Linked DNA regions of Homo sapiens: all the other regions are linked to region 2. Evidence: chromatin loops called from intact Hi-C (ENCODE). Cell type or tissue: A673. All regions are shown on one strand.

What was found. Peaks named below come from ENCODE experiments on the same cell type or tissue, not always from the same donor. Only the 100,000 strongest peaks of a DNase experiment are listed, where the experiment ranks them.
Region 1: a loop joins it to region 2, with 2.7 times the contacts of the local background. A loop is called at or near these places in 10 of 110 quality-filtered maps.
Region 3: it touches region 2 in a loop (4-fold over the local background); 11 of 110 quality-filtered maps call a loop at or near these places.

Annotation. Positions count from the first base shown.
Region 1 is chr5:61,166,388-61,168,887 of GRCh38, forward strand. All of the region lies in intron 1 of SMIM15-AS1 (SMIM15 antisense RNA 1), which reads left to right. Among named protein-coding and RNA genes, the nearest start is that of SMIM15, 5.2 kb to the left of the region's middle. In A673, a CTCF peak has its summit at 1,223 (motif pointing right); a DNase peak (open chromatin) is centred at 1,284.
Region 2 is chr5:61,816,814-61,819,313 of GRCh38, forward strand. No RefSeq gene overlaps it. Among named protein-coding and RNA genes, the nearest start is that of LINC03123, 82 kb to the left of the region's middle. In A673, CTCF peaks have their summits at 1,115 and 1,318; a DNase peak (open chromatin) is centred at 1,118; H3K27ac peaks cover 1,577 bases.
Region 3 is chr5:61,678,250-61,680,749 of GRCh38, forward strand. All of the region lies in intron 1 of LINC03122 (long intergenic non-protein coding RNA 3122), which reads left to right. All of the region lies in intron 5 of LINC03152 (long intergenic non-protein coding RNA 3152), which reads right to left. Among named protein-coding and RNA genes, the nearest start is that of LINC03152, 19 kb to the right of the region's middle. In A673, a CTCF peak has its summit at 952; a DNase peak (open chromatin) is centred at 922; H3K27ac peaks cover 372 bases.

The sequences.
Region 1 (2,500 bases), 650 kb before region 2:
CCCGAGTAGTTGGGACTACAGGCGTGCACCATCATGCCCAGCTAATTTTTGTATTTTTTGTAGGGATGGGTTTTTACCATATTGGACAGGCTGGTCTCAAACTCCTGATGTCGGGTGATTTGCCCGCCTCAGCCTCCCAAAGTGCTGGGATTACAGGCCTGAGCCACTGTGCCCAGGCAGTGATTTTTTTTTTTTTAGCATAATCAGATTTTAGTGATATTTGAAAGTTTATACAGAAGAATAATTTTTTTTAAAGCTACTTATTGTGGCCAGGCACATTGGCTCATGCCTGTAATCCCAGCCCTTTGTGAAGCAGAAGCAGGTGGATCACCTGAGGTCAGGAGTTCGAGACCAGCCTGATGAACTTGGTGAAACCCGTCTCCACTAAAATTAAAAAATTAGCTGGGCGTGGTGGCACATGCCTGTAATCCCAGCTACTTGGCAGGCTGAGGCAGGAGAATTGTTTGAACCCAGGAGGTGGAGGTTGCAGCAAACAGAGATCATGCCATTGCACTCCTGCCTAGGCAACAAGAGCGAAACTCCATCTCAAAAAAAAAAAAAAGCTACTTATTCCAGCTCTTTGGGAGGCCGAGGCTGGTGGATCACCTGAGGTCAGGAGTTCGAGATCAGCCTGACCAACATGGAGAAACCCCGTCTCTACTGAAAATACAAAATTAGCCAGGCATGGTGGCGCATGCCTGTAATCTCAGCTGCCCGGGAGGCTGAGGCAGGAGAATTGCTTGAACCCAGGAGGCAGAGGTTGCCGTGAGCCGAGATCGCGCCACCGCACTCCAGCCTGGCAGCCTGGGCAACAAGAGCAAAACTCCATCTCAAAAAAAAAAAAAAAGTTACTTATTGAGTACTTAGTATGTACCAGGTGCTGGGCTAGGTGCTTCACACTTATTATCACTAATCCTGAAACTAAACAACACCACAGGATTGTATTTTTATACTAATTTTACAGATAGGGAACCAGAGACTTTAAAAATAAAGCAGGAATTTTAAGTATATCTGGCCAAAATCTCTGCTCTTTTTTAATCGAAAAACAAAACCATTGTAGAATCAAAAAACATGCTTTCATTCTATGAAATCAGCGTTTTTTGTCTTTCATTTTTCTTGACAAAAAATGCTGATTTTATAATATGAAAGTATGTTTTTTGATTCTATAATTGTTAACAGATAATAACTAAAATCCCCCCAAACTTCAAAATTGCCTATTGCCCAGGTGGTGGCAGCATGTCTCAGAGAGCCAATGTGCTGGGGAAGGTTTTCTCCAACCTTGCCAGTTGATCGGCTTCTTCATCCCACATACATGACATTATAAACCTCTCAATTCTCTGTTGGGCTCTTTCACTGCTATTAGACCAACCCATCGGTGGTTCATGGTCCCATTAGCCTCATCTTCTGAATGGGTCATACTCTGCCTGTTTCAGCCTATTTTCCCTGCAAAGTGTGACCAAATTGTTTTCTGGAAAACTCATTTAGGCCTATCCTATAAGTTGTTTCAGTTAGTATTTTTCCAACCATTATTAAATGTTGTTTGGCAGAAACACCTCCTAAACTGTTAGTTAATATTATTAAGAAATGCTTGTTTAAATTAGAAGGCATGCGTCTCAAACTTTGGAATACACCAATTAAAGGAGATAATGAAAAGCTTATAAAAGATAGAGGCCGGGTGCGGTGGCTCACGCCTGTAATCCCAGCACTTTGGGAGGCTAAGGTGGGTGGATCAAGAGGTCAGGAGATCGAGACCATCCTGGCTAACATGGTGAAACCCCGTCTCTACTAAAAATACAAAAAAATTAGCCGGGCGTGGACTAAAAACACAAAAAATTAGCCAGGCGTGGTGGTGGGTGCCTGTAGTCCCAGCTACTCAGGAGGCTGAGGCAGGAGAATCACTTGAACCCGGGAGGCGGAGCTTGCAGTGAGCCGAGATCGCGCCACTGCACTTCAGCCTGGGTGACAGGGTGAGACTCCGTCTCAAAAAAAAAAAAAAAAAGGATAGAATTAGTCTTCAAAATAAGAACAATAAAATTCAATAGGGAGCAGTACAAGGTTATATAATTTGGAAGGAATGCATATAAATATATAGCAGATTACTCGTTAAACTTTCATTAGCCAAAAATTGCTTAAAACGTTCTTTTCATATGTTTGCAGGGCTACTGCCTTCCTAGAGGTTTCAAATGAAGTGCTACCTATTACAAAAGGCTTCTCCACCCCCATAACATTTTTTTTCTCCACAGCTTTTACCTCAATCTGATACCTTGTTTACTGGTTCACTGTCTATTTTTTCCACTAGAATGTAAGCTATATGAGGTCGGTTACCCCAATACCTAGAACATTGTTTTAAATAATTGATTTCACGATGTAGCATTGTTGCTTACAAATAAAACTGAGAATGTTTGAAGGAATTATGAAATAATTTAAATCCTGGATATTTGTGAAGCTCATAGTAAAGTGCCAAACTGTTGAAGTATGTTTTGAAAGTGGTGAGATACCC
Region 2 (2,500 bases):
ATTTTATTTAATCCTTAAACCAACTTTTGTGAGGTAGGAATTATGACAATGAGGAAATTGATGCTCAGAGAGGTTAATTAACTTACCCAATGTAAAAGTCACACAGCCAAAAAGAGAGCAGTTATTATAAAATATTCATCCTATGAAGCCCCAGGTGAATTTTCATGCACTAGGAAAAGCTGTTCTTATTTTTAAGCCTACGTTCCCTCAAACAGCCAGGGTGTCTGTCTTCTGGTTGTCAAGTTACTAAACCTTGGCAACAATGAAGGAGAATTTTAATGTTCCAAGATTTCAATAGATCTGGAGTTTCTGTGGGAAATTGAAGACGCAGTTTCCATGCAGGACAAGGAGGACAGCCATATCTTGTAGATTTAAGGCATTTACCGTGTATATGTGTTAGGAGTCGTTTTCTTCTGCTATCACCACCGCCAGAGATAAAGAATGAATGATACCGAGTTTGCAGGGCTGATATCTATCTGCAGCGGTATGCATTCCAGCCTCACAGGAATAAATACAAGGATGTGCTGATAATTACGCCTTGATACACGACAGAGGATATAAAAATGCTTTCTCAATTTGTCTAGCGCACGGTGAATAATAAGGTTGTCCATGTGTTTATAGGAGGCAGAGTACTTAAAGCTCTATTGTTATTTCCACAGGAAAACAACTTTGAGAAAAGCATGTTTTCTGTGTTAACCTAGGAATGTATGTTTATCTCACAGTGCCTTGCTTGCCTTTTCTTTTCTAACCTGCATAAATTCCTTGAATTTAAATTCGACAGAGACACTCTACCTTCACTTTGAAATGAGAGAGCTGCACAGAATGTCAAACAGAGCCAACATTTCCTGACTTCTGACCCAGCTCAGGGTATTTTTTTTTTCTTTACATGACTCAGACAGGCTCTTGGAAGCCTAGAGATAAAAGGCCCTATTAGAAGTGCAAAATATGACTATTATTACCTCCTTTAATAAGGCTTCTTGCCAATTTTTCAAATGACTAGAGTCTGTTTGCTAATTATTACTCCACAGTTTCTGCATTCATTTTCTTTCCCTGAAGGAGCCTGATTCCAATGAAGATGAAGGAAAGTGCTAAAAAGTGTGTTTACTGCCATCTATGGGATGCAGCCGGGCTATCAGGGCAGCGGAGTTCCTTCCCATGTAACACACGGGAAACTGCAGTTCCAAGGCCACGCAGAAAAGCTCATGCATTGCAAGCACTCCACGTGAAAATACCATTGGAAAATCATTTGTTTAAAGTTTTCCAGAAATAAGAGTTCATATTGCTACTCCATAATGAGGGAGCAAATTTTCCTGTATTTAAGGCAATTATGTTTATATTTACAGTAACATGTCGGCCCTGGGCTCTACTCACAACTAGGGCTTCCAGCCTATGATTAACCTCAAATGTTCTAGCAGGAATACTAGAAGTAAAAATTCATTGGCTAGACCACTCTGAATATTCTGAAGAAGGTCAAGGACCAGAAAATAAAGGCTCCTGAGTGACCAAATAGATGTGTAAAGTATATGTGCTGTGGTCTATGAATTTGACTCATGAATCAGTCAAATTTCCAGTCTATTATAGCAAATTTTACTGTTTTAGTATCAGAAACCCTTAGTATCAAAGGCATCAAATTACAAGAAGAAGGCAGAGGCTTTGAAAGACAAACGCTTAAGAGAACCAAGAAAGGATGGTGTATATCCTAAACCCTGGGGAGAGAAAAGGGAACTATGAAAAAAGAGATACAAGATCTCAAAGGAGCAAAGCAGTTTGGACAATTGTGGTATAATGTAGCAATCTATGTTCACATTAATGACTCAATTCTCAAATAATGGTTAAATTTTGTTAGGTTTACCTAGTCATTAGTATGAAAAGACCAAGGGATACATAGTGCACAGAAAGAGAAATATACATGGCCCTTAATATCTGAAAAGATGCTCATAAACCTCACTCATATTAAGAGAGCTGCAGATTAAAAGTAATGAGATAAAGACAAATTACATACTGGGAGAAAATATTTGCAAAACCAAGATAAGGGACTTGTATTCAAAATATACAAATAATTCTTAAAACTAAACAATGAGAAAATGAACAACATAATTAAAAGGTAGGCAAAAGATCTGAAGACACCTCACCAAAGTAGATGGCAAGCAAGCATATGAAAAGGTGCTCAGTGTCATTAGAAAAATGTAAATTAAAATGTGCAGCGATATCAATGAGATATCACTGCACATCTATCAGGAGGGCTAAAATCCAAAATGTTGACAGCACTAAACGCTGACAAGAATGTGAAGCAACAGGAACTCTCATTCAGTGCTGTTGGGAATTCGAAATGGTATAGCCACCTTGGAAAACAGTTTGGCAGTTTCTCACAAAGCTAAACACAGCCTTACCATGCAATCCAGCAAACATGCTCCTGGAGTTTTATCCAAATGAGTTGAAAACTTATGTCCACATAAAAAACTGCACGTGAATGTTTATAACAGCTTTATTCATAATTGCC
Region 3 (2,500 bases), 140 kb before region 2:
CACCATGCCCAGCCTCAGCTCAGCCATTCTTATGCTGCCTCTTACCATACCCCCACCTTCCCACACCCCATGGAACTTCTCTGCCTAGGCTCTCCAACTTGGAATCTTCTGCTGGTGCATTGTGAGTAATAGCTCCAAATCTTCTCTCCCTCAGCACACAACCATCTCTTGAGTAAAGGCTGCTTCAAAACTCCCACAGCTTTTCATAATGCCACCCCTAAACTCTGCCCCCAACTAAAGTGCATGAATCTTTATCATTATTCTTTAATAGTAACTTTTTGGGGGATTCTTCTCAATACATATTTGCAGACTAAATATAACTCTTGTCCTCAGGATTTTTCACCATCATTCTCATAACATTAAAAAGATTCTAATTTGCATCTAAACTTGGGTCCCTAAATCTCAGCCCTCCTGTCCCTTGTAGGGACAGTGGGTGTTTGTGGTGATGTTGGGACTGAGGAGTAGGTTCCACAATGACTAGGCTAGAGGGTGACTCTTCAGAGAGAGGCAGGATGCAACCTTGGCAGGGAAGTGCCAGGTGAGGCCCAGGGAGGTTTGAGCCCTAAGTCTGTCCTGTGGCCCAGGACACAGGGCCCACATCAAAGACTGAAGCTGCTTACAAGGTAGGAGGAAAGAACATGCAATGACCTGAAACTGAAGAGGCTGGATTTCTTTCTGTCAGAGGCTCTTAATAGCTGTGTGACCATAGACCAGTCACTTCACCTCTCTAGGGAAGAAGGTTACTTCCAATGAAGATGGTTATTTACTTGTGAAGTAGTGGGACTAGGAAAATGGGTGGCACAGAAGGAAGGAGGAAGCAGGGTTTATGACGCTGGCATATCTCTCTCTGGACTGCCTCTGGAGGAAAGCCCTGAGACAGCACAGATTCCCCGCATGGAAGGCTATGCCTTGCTCTACCCCACCCTGCCCTCCGCCACCAACAGGGCACTCAGAGGAAATACATCCAGAATCCTGAGCTCCAACATGGAGCAAAACCAAGGATGGAAGTGGGCCTGGCAATATCTGGGCTAGAAGTCATATTTCCTCATTTTCTTTTGAACATGGAACCCTTTTCCCGAAAGGCTTTGTTCTCTTCAAAGCACAGTTTCCCAGTGTCTGTCCTGCAGGGACACTTTCATCACACACACACACACACACACACACACGTATCTATAAAATTGATTTAATTTCTTCCTGGGTTCTCATTTACCAAAATAACAAACCAACTAGGAAGTCTCTCTAAAGGAGAACATGGTCAAGATCAGACTCTTCTCTAAAGATACAGCTAATTCCAGCCAGCACATTAACATTCTAAAGTTAAAAGTGCATTGTGAAATGTAAATCGATGTGACATTGTCAAACAAAATGACCTGTGGGCTTGGGAGGTTGGTGCTTGTAGGAAGAGGCCGAAGTGTGCATCTTAATCTTGATTTCCTTTGGGAATATTTCCTCCACTGTGTTCCTGACTCTGATTATGTTCTTGTGCGATCAAAATAGCTCTAGTCTCCAGGGCTGGACAGTTCCTTTTTCTTTCTTTCTTTTCTATTCTTTCTCTCTCTCACACTCTTTTTTTCCCCACAGGACAAATTATTGTTGTTTTGATCAGTGACAACTGTTTGATTTTTTAGCTATTAGTATATACATGTGCACAAAATCCCATCCTATTAGGAAGAAAAGGATTGGATTTAAAGTCCTGCTTGTTGTATAGATTATTTAATGCACAGGGGCCTTAGAAAACCAAAGTTCAGCATTCAGGGGTTGACCTCAAAATGGCATGAACAATCCAATAGGCAAGCACCAGGTTTCTTCATTTATATCCATAATCACGGGATATGATGAAGCCTTTGGCCTTAGGAAAATTTCAGTTGGGATTTGTATTTAACAGCAAGCTTATCTTTGGCTTGGCTTTAAATGGATAGTAGGGACAGTGTAAGCCAGGTAGTAACAGAAGCTCTGAATTACAGTATAAGGTCTGTCTCTCCAAGCTCTTCTTCCCTGTCTATAACATCATTTGGAAACTTCTCTTCTGCACAGTGTCATAGCCATTTTTTGGATCTTGAACCACAGCCTAGTATTCAGGGTATCCGTCTGTCTCCATATCTGGACTTCACTCAGACACTGCCTAAACTCTCTTTCAATTTCTTTAGCTATGTACTTCAGTGAACGGCAAACAAACAGATCATTTTCCTGATGGTGATAAGGTGGTAATAGACTTTACTTCATTGCCTGGTGCCCTTCAGATATGCTTCCTACAAAACTCCTCAGCAGAACAAATATAGTTACTGAATTTGGTTACTGGTACACAATGAAATAACAGTGCAATAACATAGTTACATGGTTATAATATAGTTAAATCATGCAGCAAGTTGCACACAATAGAAAATGCAGTTAGGCAGAGAGAATGAAATTAAGGGTTAGAGGTAAAAGAGAGGATGTATCTTTAGATGTGATTTGAAATGAAAAGCAGACACCCCAGAAAGGACAAAGATGTCACCAGATG